Regions from separate parts of the Homo sapiens genome. Here region 1 is linked to region 2. Evidence: chromatin contacts called from ENCODE Hi-C or POLR2A ChIA-PET data. All regions are on one chromosome and are shown on one strand. The core of a region is the stretch at or near the end of the contact, and the rest is flanking DNA. Distances in the headings are between cores, read along the strand shown. Region 1 has its middle 160 kb from the start of SEMA3C. Region 2 has its middle 61 kb from the start of CD36.

Region 1 (6,764 bases), core at 2,807-5,306, 380 kb after region 2:
CGCGGCACTTGTGGGCCAGCTCGAGTTCCAGGTGGGCATGGGCTCGGCGGGTCCCTGCACTCGGAGCGGCCAGCTGGCACCACTGGCCCCAGGCAGTGAGGGGCTTAGCATCCGGGCCAGCAGCTGCGGAGGGTGCCCCGGTTCCCCAGCAGTGCTGGCCCACTGGCGCTGTGCTCGAATTCTCGTGGGCCTCAGCTGCCTCCCCACAGGGCAGGGCTCAGGACCTGCAGCCCACCATGCCTGATCCTCCCCACCACCGTGGGCTCCTGTGCAGCCCGAGCCTCCCCCATGAGCGCTGTTCCCTGCTCCACGGGGCCGGGTCCCATCAACCACCCAAGGACTGAGGAGTGCAGGAACGCAGTGCGGGACTGGCGGGCAGCTCCGCCCATGGACCTGGTGTGGTATCCACTATGCGAAGCAAGCTGGGCTTCTGAGTCAAGTGGGGACTTGGAGAACTTTTATGTCTAGCTGGAGGATTGTATATGCACCCATCAGAACCCTGTGTCTAGCTCAAGGTTTGTAAATGCACCAATCAGCACTCTGTATGTAGCTAATCTTGTGGGGACTTGGAGAACTTTTATGTCTAGCTAGAGGATTATAAATGCACCAATCAGCACTCTGTGTCTAGCTAAACGTTTGTAAATGCACCAATCAGTGCTCTGTGTCTAGCTAATCTAGTGGGGACTCAGAGAACCTTTATGTCTAGCTAAAGGATTGTAAATACACCAATCAGCACTCTGTATCTAGCTCAAGGTTTGTAAACACACCAATCAACACCCTGTGTCTAGCTCAAGGTTTGTAAATGCACCAATCAGTGCTCTGTGTCTAGCTAATCTAGTGGGGACTTGGAGAATTTTTGTGTCTAGCTCAGATTGTAAATGCACCAGTCAGCACCCATCAAAACAGACCAATCAGCTCTCTGTAAAACAGACCAATCAGCTCTCTGTAAAATGCACCAATCAGCAGGATGTGGGTGGAGCCAGATAAAGGAATAAAAGCAGGCTGCCCAAGCCAGCAGTGGCAACCCACTTGGATCCCTTTTTCTACTGTGGAAGCTTTGTTCTTTCACTTCTTGCAATAAATCTTGCTGCTGCTCACTCATTGGGGCCGCACTGCGTTTATGAACTGTAACACTCACCAGGAAGGTCTGCAGCTTCACTCCTGAAGCCAGGGAGACCACGTGCCCACCAGAAGGAAGAAACTTAGAACATTTCTGGACATCAGAAGAAACAAACTCCAGACACACCACCTTTAAGAACTGTAACACTCACCGCAAGGGTCCATGGCTTCATTCTTGAAGTCAGTGAGACCAAGAACCCACAAATTCCGGACACGGTATCACCTTAAAAGCATGCATTGAATCAATCTTATTTATATTTTTATCTTAATGAAGGCATGAATGATGGAAGATATCAACTTTATATAAAAGAGCTTCGGCCAGGCACGGTGGCTCATGCCTGTAATCCCAGCACTTTGGGAAGCGGAGGCAGGCGGATCACAATGTCGGGAGATGGAGACCATCCTGGCTAACATGGTGAAACCCCGTCTCTACTAAAAATACAAAAAATTAGCAGGGCATGGTGGCGGGTGCCTATAGTCCCAGCTACTCGGGAGGCTGAAGCAGGAGAATGGCGTGAACCCAGGAGGCTGAGCTTGCAGTGAGCCGAGATGCCGCCACTGCACTCCATCCTGGGCGACAGGGCGAGACTCTTTCAAAAAAAAGAAGAAAAAAAAGAGCTTCTACTGCCAGGGAGAGAAGAACCCATGATCTTCTTGGGCTGGAAAATTAACCTTGAGATGCTTAGTAGAAAGGCGCTTGGAATTTACAACATTCTTCCCCTCCACTTTGTAGCTCATATGTAGTAACCACATCCCTATTTTACACCTTTAAATGTGACCCCTCAGTTGATTACATGTCTCCTGTCCTAGCCCCTTTGACACTAGTCTTCAAAAGATCAGATTAAATTAGAAGCATATCTCACGCCTGTAATCCCAGCACTTTGGGAGGCCGAGGCGGGCGGATCACGAGGTCAGGAGATCGAGACCATCCCGGCTAAAACGGTGAAACCCCGTCTCTACTAAAAAAAATACAAAAAATTAGCCGGGCGTAGTGGGGGGCGCCTGTAGTCCCAGCTACTTGGGAGGCTGAGGCAGGACAATGGCGTGAACCCGGGAGGCGGAGCTTGCAGTGAGCCGAGATCCCGCCACTGCACTCCAGCCTGGGCGACAGAGCGAGACTCTGTCTCAAAAAAAAAAAAAAAAAAAAGCGTATAAGCCTACTCATTGACTACTCTATATTAAGCAAGTTGCTGTACCTGTCTGAGTCTCAATTTCCTTATTTATAAATGGCAATAATTATACCAACTTGATTGTTTTTTAACAATACCAGAATGCCTTGCACTTAGTAAGTGATCAATAAGAAGAAATTATTACTGGTGTTATTTGCTTTCCATCATGAGAGAATTTTGTCTGGGCTTTAAAACCAGTTGACAAAACCTCCACCTATCTGAGATTTCTCTGTTACTCTTGGCCTATTCCCAGAACCTTGCCTGCCACAGAGAGGTGGGTCTCCCTGCCAAAACATGTTTTTCTTGTTGATGACGTTGTACTCGCTGCTGTTGAAACCTGTCCTGGCCACCTGTTTCCATCCTCAGCTCCCAGGGGATCTATTAATAGCTAGCACCTGGCCCCTCCCAGTCTGACAACCCCACTGACTCAAGGTTCCGTCACTGGTTTTACTCAGCGAACACGTTGTTGCATTTAGCAAAAACCAGTGAAAAATCCAACACATATCCTAGTGAAATTCAACACACGTTCTCTATGTGAAATATTTCTCCCTCCAGTCCCTCTGTCATTACTAGGTAACTTATGAACACACTTTATGCTTTCACATCACAAACTTGGAAATTGTTTTTAAAAATTCCATGGCTTAGCATTGCAAAAGAATGCAAAAGAAACTAACCATTTTTATTAACATGCCTACTGTATTCATGTATTCTTAGTTTTTGTTCAATTTGGAGCTCATGCTGAGTTCATAGAACTTGACTTATTTATTTGGCAGACTGTCAAAAAATTCAAAATTCCAATTCAAAATGCAATATTATATTTTCCAAACCTAAATGTACACATGCACATATCACTCATAAAGCCCATTTCAAATGCTATTTTCACTGCACTGTTTTTTTTAGCAGTTTTGTTACTTAGTGGAGCAGAATGCTGTTATAATTATGATTATTATTATGGTTGATGTAGGATATATAATTGACTTTTTTCTCATCAGCAAAAAAGATTTAAATGTGATTGTTACTCCCACCTACATGTACCTGAGTTCTGGGCTTTCCTGTCTTAGGTGCGATGAATTGCTTGTGTTTATGGCTAAACGGTGGAGTAGCTCCCTGAAGGCATCTTTCCCAGGCATCTAATTTGAAAAGCCTAAATTTTTGAGGCTGCATGGGTGGATGATCCTTGCAGAAGTCGGAGGCCCTTTGACTCAGGAAGAGAAGAGATTAACTTGACTCCTGGTGATTATTGAGATGGTTGTGCATTAACTCAGCCACCCTGAAGCAAAGAATGTGTGCACCTGAGGGTCCTTGGGAAGGATCTGAGCAGGGTAGACCCAGAAGGCTCTGACCTTGGGAATTTTAGCAATGATCCTTGAGGTCAACCTTGTGGCCAGTGAAGAGGGACACTATGAGGGACTTTCTGAGCGGAACAATATTTGATTCTCATGCTTTTCAGACCATGAAGATCAATGTTGGAATGGTGTGCAGCAGGGACTAAAACCCAGACCTTGTCTTTATTGTTTTGCCTGAATAAAATGAGAAGTTCCTTATATACTACAAGGGAGGAATAAGAAAGCCATTAACCTGACATTGACCTTAAAAGGTAAAGTCACAAGTTTTCCTCACCCATAAGAAAATATTCACTGGCGTGACCTGACATATAATCTCATGGGTTTCATGGATCTGTATCCCTGGGCATTTATGCCCTCACTCTCCTGTACATCTAGGAGACTAAGAGATTACCACAGAATGACTATTTCTGCCTCAGTCTGGAGCAAGATTGAACAATGGTCGTCTGACTGAAGTCACTCCATAAGGAGTACCTGTGACTGTGGAACATCTGCATCTGGAAGGAAATGTAAAGAATAAGTCAGATAGCAGCTATTCTGAATCAACCACCTACTCAATAGTGCTGGTTTTGTACATTCCAAATTCTGGAGTCAGAGTCTTTCTGATCTACCGTGACTTGCTTAATTGCTCTCTGGCTCCTCTTCCAGGTGGATGCAGTCCACAGTGGAACATCTTGATGACTGCCTGGAATCTTTGTGTAAAATAGAAAATGATACTAATTTTCCCTCCATGTGGGTACAACTCCATGGTAAAGTTGGTGAGTGGCAAAGCAGGCTTACCTCCCACCTTTCCTTCTTGGCTGGATATTCTTATATAGATTAACTATACTACCCTGCGCAACAACACTGATTCTTTGTCCAGCTTTCTGAAATTAGTCTTTCCTGGATGGTTCTCTACAAGCAGTCAATAAACTTTTGTGATCACTTAAAAATAATTGTCATTACTTACCCATGATTTCTCTGTTAAAGATGCCCAAATCCATGTATCAGCAGTGAAAAATGTCTAATAAAAGTAAAATTCACTCACATGTATTTCACAAGGCATATTTAACAACAAAAGATTAATGCATTTTTATTGTAAAAATTTAAGAATTAAAGTAGAACTATGTACTTGGAATCAACCTCAGAAATTGAAAAATAAATTTTGAAGGAAAAGAAAATAGATTTTAGGAAGAATCAGAATTGTTGAATGTGGAGATCTGAAAAAGAAAAATGAAAGTTGGAACAAAAAAAATGAAGAAAGAAAAGTATATGCTATAAGTGAAGAAATGCTTCATCTGTTGTCTTTTAGATATCTTTGAATATAAACTAAGCTGTCTAGTTATGGTCACAAATGTAAATAAAGAGTAGAGTTTCCACATCTCCAGAGAGATATTACCATCCCAGACTATCAGAATAATAAAACATTGTTAAAATTGGGGAATATTTTTAAAGTTGGGGTCAATTATGATAAAGAAGGGAAGACTAGGAAATGATTATTACTCTCCTTCAAGCACTTCAGGGCCTATTATCTTGAGAATGCTGAATATTCATTACACTAGAGAATGGCAGCAGAAAGACAACATTTAATTAGAAAAAACATCTCTGTACTTAAAGGATAATTTTAAAAAATAATAATAATAAATTAAAACAAAAAGAGGGAGTACAATATTCATCAACGGTTGATGATATGTACTATTATTCACCTTTGGCTGGAGCAATAGGTAACACCAAAATCTTTATATTTTATGACAATATTTATTTCTTGTTCACATTACATGAGGACCACAGATAGGCTGTAGTTCTTTTTTTTTTTTTTGAGACGGAGTCTGGCTCTGTCGCCCAAGCTGGAGTGCAGTGGCGAGATCTCGGCTCACTGCAAGCTCCACCTCCTGGGTTCACGCCATTCTCCTGCCTCAGCCTCCCGAGTAGCTGGAACTACAGGCGCCCGCCACCACGCCCGGCTAATTTTGTTTTTGTATTTTTAGTAGAGACGGGTTTCACTGTGTTAGCCAGGATGGTCTCGATCTCCTGACCTTGTGATCTGCCCTCCTCGGGCTCCCAAAGTGCTGAGATTACAGGCGTGAGCCACCGCATGCCCAGCCCAGATATGCTGTAGTTCTGCTAGGTTCATCTAATCTTGGCTTAACTTGTTGGCTTGGTTGTGCTTGATTGCACTTGGCTGGGCCTCAATCCATGTGTTTCTTTTTCTGAAACTCAGACTGAAGTTTCCAGATATCCCTCTACCTGGGATATGTTCTAATGAAGGAGGACAGGAATAAGACAGGCAGCTAAAAAAAGCATTTAAAGTTTCTGCTGGGACATGACATCTATAAACATCTGCTCATACTCCATTAGCCAAAGCAAGTCACAGGGCCAAGTACAAAATCAATGAAGCAGGAAAGTGTAGTTTCTGTATTAGTTTCCTATAGCTGCCATAACAAATTACCACAAACTGGATGGCTTAAAATCACAGAAATTTGTTCTCCCACAGTTCCAGAGGACAGAAGTCTGAATTCAGTGTCCTGGAGCTGACATCAATATGTTGGCTGGGCAGCAATCCCTCCAGGGGCTTTAGGGAAGAAACTGTTCTTTGCCTCTTTCAGTTTCTGAGGGCTGTCAGCATTCCTAGGCTTGTGGCCACATCACTCCAGCCTTTGTCTTTGTCTTCACATTGACTTCTTTGTATGTACACATCAAATCTCCTGCTGTCTTCCTCTTATACATGGCATTTAAGGCTCTACACAAGATTACCCAAAATAATCTCCCAAACTCAAGATTCTTAATTGACTCTTCAAAGACCATATTTTCTCCCAAATAACACGAGAATAAGAGCATGTTTATCTCGAGGCCATTAAAAAATTTACCTAAAGGGAAGCATGGCAAGAAGGAAAGAAAGGAAGCACACTAAACAAATAAAACAATCTACCATATACTCTATGGGTTAGCAAACATTTTCAGCTTTTAAGATGAGTCAACACTGGTATAGACAACCATTATGAAATGGGAGAGTTCCTTGGTTCCCCTCACAGGACGTGCAACAGAGGTGTGGCCCACCTGTTCTGTCACCCCACAGTTCAAACCCCTTGAGGAAGTGGGAGCTTGCAGACAGGCAGGTGCAGAGACTGGAGCAAGCTCTCCGGCTAGCGTCTAG
Region 2 (7,291 bases), core at 1,511-4,010:
GATGGTTATGATTTAATGATAAAGGGTCAATTCATCTAGAAGACACTCTCAGTGTATGTACATGCCACAATTAAGCACCTACAGACATAAAGCCAATATTAATGGACATGAAGGTAGAAACAGATACAATACCATAATAGTAGGGGAATTTATTATCTCACGTTCATCAATGGATATATAAACAAGACAGAAACTTAAGGAAATACTGGACTTAAATTGTACTTTTGATTAAATAGACCTCACAGGCATACAGAGCTTTCCATCCAACAGCTGCAGAATATCCACTTTTCTCCAGTGCACATGGATCATCCTCCAGACCAGATCACACAGTCCACAAGACAAGTCTTAACAAATTTAAGAAGATTTAAATTATATCTAGCATCATCTCAGACCACAATGGTAAGGAACTAAAAATCAGTAACATGAGGAATCTTGGAAAAGTCAAAAAATATGTAGAAATTAAAGAACATGCTCCTGAACAACCAATGGATCAAAGAAGAAATCAAAAAGGAAATTTATAAATATCTTGAGACAAACAATAGAAATATAACATATAAAAACCTATGGGATACCAGCGAAAGTAGTTTTAAAAGGGAAGTTTATAGTAATATATGCTTACATTAAAAAAAGATTCCAAATAAATAGCCTAGCCTTACACTTCAAGGAACTAGAAAAAGAACTAAACACCAAATTTGCAGAATAAAGAAAATTTTAAAAATCAGAATAAAAATAAATAGGAATGGAAAAGCCATAGAAAGAATTGATAAAACTAGGAGTTTGTTTTTCGAAAACAAATTGACAACCATTAGCTAGTCTAGAAAAAAATAGAGAGAGAGACAGAAAACAAAACAGTGGTTACTTCCACTGTAGGGTGTGAATAGAAAGAAGGAAATACAGAGATGTAGGTCAGAGGATACAAAGTAGCAGATACTTAGGATGAACAAATCTAGAGAACTAATGCACAACATGAAGACAATGGGAAATAAAGTTGTACTGTGTTTAAGGGATTCATGCTATGAGATTTTTATCATTCTTGCCACAAAACAAAAATGGGTAACTCTGAAATGAAGAATGTTAATTTACTTTACTGTAATAACACTTTTACTATGTATATGTATCCCATAAGATCATGCTATATAACTTAAATATATAAAATAAACTTTTAAAAATAGCAGAAGGGGACATCAGAGAGGAAGTGAGAGCATTTTATGCTTGGTTAACTAAGGTAAAGAGTTAAAAATAATTCCTTTATGACAGCACCTCTCATTCGTTATGAGAATGTGCTGAGAATCTCCATGAAGAAGCTATGTTATGCAATATTTTTCAAACATATTTTTGCAGAGCAACTTGCAGGACTGGTGTTCTGCAGGGCAGACTTTGGGAAATGGTCCTCCAGACAAATTATAGTCCATACGCCATATGTAAGGGGGGAAGTGCTATTAAAGAGCAGAAGACCAACAGACAGGAGCTTCAAATTTAGTCCTGTCGATAATTTTCTTATTGGACTTTATTGCTTCATCTATAAATTGAAGGAACTGAGCTAAACAAAGTGTTTTGATCTTGAAAATTCTAAATATTTTAAAAAGCTTGAGCTAGTTATAATACACTGTCATAGAAAGTTTTCCCTAAACAAATAAAATTGTATTGTTGCTCTGGAAAGGCACTGATTATATTTTCAAGTCTGAAATTATTCAAGACATTTTAATATTTTGCATATAAGATTTATTTTGAAATTTGTCCTCTCACTTGAGACGTTTTGCCCTATTTAAGCTTCTGTTCAGATTAAAATTGAAACTCTCCTCCAATATTACACGACTGGCTTTTGATATCCTGGGCTCAACTGATGCTTCTCAAACTTTAATGGACATCCTATCACCTGCGTATGTGGTCAGAATGCAGATTCTGATTCCATAGGTCTAGAATACTGTCAGATTCTGCACTGGCCACAAACTCCCAGGTGATCATGCTGCTGTGGGTCTGCACCATAACACCAACCTGAGTTTTAATTCATTTTCTACAACTGCTCATCACTATGAGATTGATCAAGTCAATAAATATTTCTGTGCCTCTGTTTACTCATTGTCAAATAGTGATAGCACACTTGCTTTAATGGCCTCACAAAGCTATTGTGAAGAGGAATTAGATTTTATGTGATGATCTACTAAAATTTATAAACATATCCACGTTGTTCTTTTTTCTTTTTTTTTAAACACAAATTCAATGGTTCACTCAATGGGCATTTTCAAATCTTTTTTCGCATGACATATGTGATATATGTCATTATTTTCTGATTTTTTAACATAATTATGTCACCCTAGTAACTCACTGATCCATAGGAATGCTCTGATTAGGGGTTTGGAATAGTTAGATGTGGGGGAATAAAGGGAAAATATAGATGTTTAAAAATCATAGTGATTTTTACTGTATTAAATAAATACTGTATTTTACTATACTATAAATACTTTACTATAATAAAGGTAGAGTCAAAAATTTCATTGCTGAAAGTGACTTCACTTGTGCTATCCCATATGTAAATGACTTCAGTGTGTGATAGAGAAAACAAAGTTTTTAAAAGATAATTTTCCTAGGAAAAGATAATTGTCCTAGGTCACACAGCATGTTAGTCAAGAACAAGCTTGTACCAAATTCAGGATGACAGAAAACTTACTAATTTTTGAGAAAAGAAAACATCTGCCACATAAACGTGCTTAAATAAGGTGAAGATGAAGACTTTGATTATATTTCAGAAACAGTTTGGACAACCTGATGCAGGGAATACGATTTTAACATGTAATTTGTGAAAATTCCACTAGATGGCAGATGAAATCCAATGTTAGATACAGGAGCGTGACAAGGAGGAAAAATGGAAACGCTATTTCTTTATTGAAAGACTGGGCCTCTGACTTTGGCACATTTATTCAGTGTATTAATATAGTGCCTATCACTGATTTAACATATAGAGATATGCTTCATATAAAATATTTCCTACACATTTTTTAAATTGAACTAATGGCATGGCTACATACGCATGTTACTAAATGGGAAATTGTTCAATATAGTGAGAAAGCATGAAAAAAGACTTGAGTCCTGGTCATAGTTTTGACACTAAATAAAGAAGTGACCTTGAGTAAGTTATCTCACTTGTCTGAATCTCATCTTCTCACCCATAAAATGTAGACAATAAATAATAATGCACTACTAATTTGTAGGGCAGTTGAGGTTGTATGGAAATTGGCTTTATAAACTACAAAGCACAACACAAGTGTTGGTTACTGTTATTTCAAAGCCCCTTTTCCCTTTCTTGACTGAGGCGGTGGGACTGTGAGCCTCAAATCAGGTAAGCCCTCCTTCACCAACCTTCCACTCTGCTAAGCCCTCTCAGTGCCCTCAAGCTCCGGGAATCAAAATCTTTCACTCATTCTGGCTAGTGTTTATTTTGGCTCCTATATGCCTTTGGACTTCTGCAAGTTTCTCTGCTCTGGTTAAAACAGTCTGCTGTTCTATTACTGTGTGTCACAAGGACTTTCATTCCCTCTGTGGGTTAAAGTGTCACTTGGTGCTCATGGGAGAAAGATGGGGAAACTTCTTCATTTTGCTGGAGTCACTTAATTTTCAAATCTATGTGACAGAAGCCGCATAGTGTCCTACTTGTTCCTTCATACTTCCTCTGCCCTTCTAGGATTTTTAACAGCAAGTTTATGCCTCTCTGCTGGTACAGTCTAAATTCCAGTAATTCAAAGATTCATCAACAGTCCAAACTCTGTTTATATCTCCATGAATACTATTGCAAACCACATCCCAGCAATAACGTTTAGTTTAAGATTCAAATTAATGACTACAGTCTGAGACTACATAGAATATCTATTGCAGGCAACACTTGAAGAAAATTTGTGCTATCCCATATTTAAGAGGGGATAGCATGTGACTTGTCAGATCTGTAGCTGCTTAACAGAATCGCTGTAGAATATTTCCCAACGAAGGGTGTATCCAAGGCTTATTATTGGGGGATAATTCGTCACATCCATTAATCAGAGGTTGATCTAGAGACTGCATGCAGAAATAGTGAGAGTCTTGGATGATCTATGTAAAAACATATCTGCCACTTACAGGCTGTTAGAAAGGTGTGTTCTATTGTGGAAACTTTCCCCCTTCCTTTTGCTAAGAATTGTTCACAATGCAACTTAAGATCCTCAACTGTGAACATTATTATAAACACATACTTGCCCTCATTTTTGAGGGGGTGAAGTTGATCCACTGTGATTTCTCTCTGGTAGCATGCCATTCCCAGTTTTCCAGGAGTGACCCTGTATTCAAGCTTTCCACTTTTTCCTACCCATCAAATTCTACCTCCTGAACTTGAATTTACACTGAAGCATAAATACCTGATAATTTCAGAGTAAATTAATTACTTCTACCAAAGCTTTTCACATTTCAAAGCAATCAGAACCGGAAAAGGCAGGAAGAAAGGTAGAGGTTTTAACTGGCCTATAAGGCCCCTAAAATTCCTGCTGCCCTCCCTCCCACCTCCCCCAGTCCTACCCCACCATACACAGAAGACTGAGGTTTCCTAGCATCTTCTATTCATCTATATATAAACACATTAAATTTATTTTTGTTACTAAATGGTGACAAATAATTAGACAGAGTTGCAAGAAACCGAACGATTATGTTTGGAATGATTCAGTCTGAAACATAGGCCATGCTTGTACACTTAACTTTAATGGCTTCAGGAACACATCAAGGATATAAGTAGCCAGCCTTCAGAGCAGAGGCAAATGGGCTACAAATAAAGGCCCATATGATTTTCAACTGCACACAGTGCCCCATAAAATTTAGGACACTACAGCCGGGCGCAGTGGCTCAACCTGCAATCCCAGCACTTTGGGTGGCCGAGGTGGGCGGATCACGAGGTCAGGAGATCGAGGCCATCCTGGCTAACAAGGTGAAACCCTGTCTCTACTAAAAATACAAAAAATTAGCCGGTGTGGTGGCGGGCGCCTGTAGTCCCAGCTACTCGGGTGGCTGAGGCAGGAGAATTGTTTGAACCCGGAAGGTGGAGGTTGCAGTGAGCAGAGATCGTGCCGCTGCACTCCAGCCTGGGCGACAGTACAAGACTCCATTTCAAAAAAAAAGTTAGGGCACTCCATATAACAAACTGTGCTTTTAATTGAAAACTCTGAAGTTGAAAATGGTAAGAACAGATCATCTAAAATGCAAGGGCTAATATGTTATTAAACAGCTTTTCCCTTGAGCAACCCTAGAATGAATGGCAGCAGAATCATTTACATAGAGTGAGCAATAGAGAAGAGGCTAGGTCTTGAATATAGGTGGTTATATATTAATAACCTTGTCTATTACAATACTACTTTCAAGCTCAAGTTAGAGAAATGCTTTGGGAATACTCTTAAGTTTAGCAGGGTCTAAAGCAACATAGAATGGGGCTTCTAATAAGTTGAGAGAGAACCTTGGCATATTCTGCTCACCCCTCTTAACATCATTGTTTGGAGACTGAAGGACAGCTGTCATCCTGTCAGGACCATGCCCAAAGAGCCCACAAGTTTCACCCTGTAACTCACAGAGCAAACAGGCTACCCTGTCAGCAATTTCTCAGATTGCTTTTCATCCACCAGCAGGCTTATTTTCATGTATTGCCATCTAAATCTCTCCAATTTTGTGTCAGTGCAGAAAGTATTATCCTTTTTATCTAAGGTTAATTCTTCCACCTAAGCAAATGAGTGTGCTAAAATATTTTCTATCCTTAAACTAAAACAAAAATCCCTCTGCTATTGGAATTCTAGGCAAGTGGTCATAACCACCACTATCATTCTTATGTGGAAAGGATGTTTCTATCTTGCCACCCTCCTCACCCCCTACACCACAGTCTATTCTCAACCCAGCAGTGAGTGTCCCTGTTAAAATATTGTTCCATGTCACTCCTCTGCCTAAAACCCTAACTCAGGGTATAAGCCAAAGTTCACAAAATGTCCTTCAAGATCACAGGTAATTGGTCCACCTTCCACCTTTAACTCTGATCTTACTTTCTATTCCTTTCCCTGTCCATCACTCAGTTCCAGATTCCCTGATAAATTTGTCCAGTCTTGCATATGCCAGGCACACTCCCACTGCGTGGTCTTTGTGTTAGCTTTGCCCCCTGCCCAAAGGGAAGATCTACATTACTATATATACTCATGGCTTTCTTCTTCATCCCATTCAACTTTTTTGCTTAAAACTAACCTTCCCAGGCTGGACGCAGTGGCTCATGCCTGTAATCCCAAAACTTTGGGAGGCTGAGGCGAGGGGATCAACTGAGGTTGGGAGTTTGAGACGAGCCTGACCAACATGGAGAAACCCTGTCTGTTAAAAATACAAAATTAGCCAGGCATGGTGGTACATGCCTGTAATCCCAGCTACTCGGGAGGCTGAGGTAGGAGAATCACTTGAACCTGGGAGGCGAGGTTGCAGTGAGCTGAGATCTCACCATTTCACTCCAGCCTGGGCAACAAGAGCAAAACTCTGTCTCAAAAATAAATAAATAAATAAATAAATAAATAAATAAATAAATAAATAACCTTCCCATGAGGTCATCCCTAATCACTATTAAATTTGCATTCTACCTCAAGTCCACCCTTTCCTCTTTTTTCTGCTTGTGCTTATCTCCCAACAAGGTGTGCGCTCACGCTCTCTCTCTCCCTCTCTCTCTCAATAGATAGATAGATAGATAGATAGATAGATAGATAGATAGATACAAGTTTGCATGCAATTAAGAATTGTGTTTATGTGCTTGTATATGCAGAAAGAGAGGGAGGAAGAACAAGAGAACAGACATTTTAGTCTATTTGTATATAAGACCCAGCTCCTATGGCAGTGATAGGCTCATAGTAGGTACTCAGGAAATATGTGTTGAATGAAAGGAATAGTGATATTGGCATAGAGTAAGAGAGCTGACATTGGAGATGGAGAGGAGTGGATAGATTTGAGCAATATGAAGGAGACAAATGTCAGGATTTGCTGAGTAACTGGCTATGGTATGTTAGAAGGTGATGAGCTGGAAAGCAGACTGAGAGGAGACAGAAAACCCGGGAGAGGAGTGATGCAGTGGGAGTCAAAGGATGGACTCCTCCTGGGGTTTAGGGTAATGGTTAGTATTAATAGTATCAAAGTGAGATAAGGACTAAAAAAGCATTTCATTGGATCTGGTGGCTTGAATAACACTGTAAGAATAAGTTTGATATAACTCAAATGTTCTATGATCACTCTCCCACCATGCTGCTTCTTACCCAATAAGCCTCCT

What was found. Hi-C counts contacts between places; a loop is a spot of excess contacts on that map. ChIA-PET counts read pairs that join two places held with the same protein, here RNA polymerase II (POLR2A). Pooled maps may share reads with other maps.
Region 1: a loop to region 2 is called in a pooled map, with 2.4 times the contacts of the local background. The contact joins two enhancer-like sites. A Hi-C loop is called at or near these places in 1 of 50 pooled maps. POLR2A ChIA-PET finds 5 or more read pairs at or near these places in 2 of 52 experiments (A673 and PC-9).

Annotation. Positions count from the first base shown.
Region 1 is chr7:81,071,140-81,077,903 of GRCh38, forward strand. No RefSeq gene overlaps it. Among named protein-coding and RNA genes, the nearest start is that of SEMA3C, 160 kb to the left of the region's middle. RefSeq lists an enhancer at 3,308-4,507. Within about 2 kb of position 4,057, at least 2 of the 41 ENCODE cell types and tissues checked have a DNase peak (open chromatin) inside an H3K27ac peak, as active enhancers do.
Region 2 is chr7:80,696,416-80,703,706 of GRCh38, forward strand. No RefSeq gene overlaps it. Among named protein-coding and RNA genes, the nearest start is that of CD36, 61 kb to the left of the region's middle. Within about 2 kb of position 2,761, at least 2 of the 41 ENCODE cell types and tissues checked have a DNase peak (open chromatin) inside an H3K27ac peak, as active enhancers do.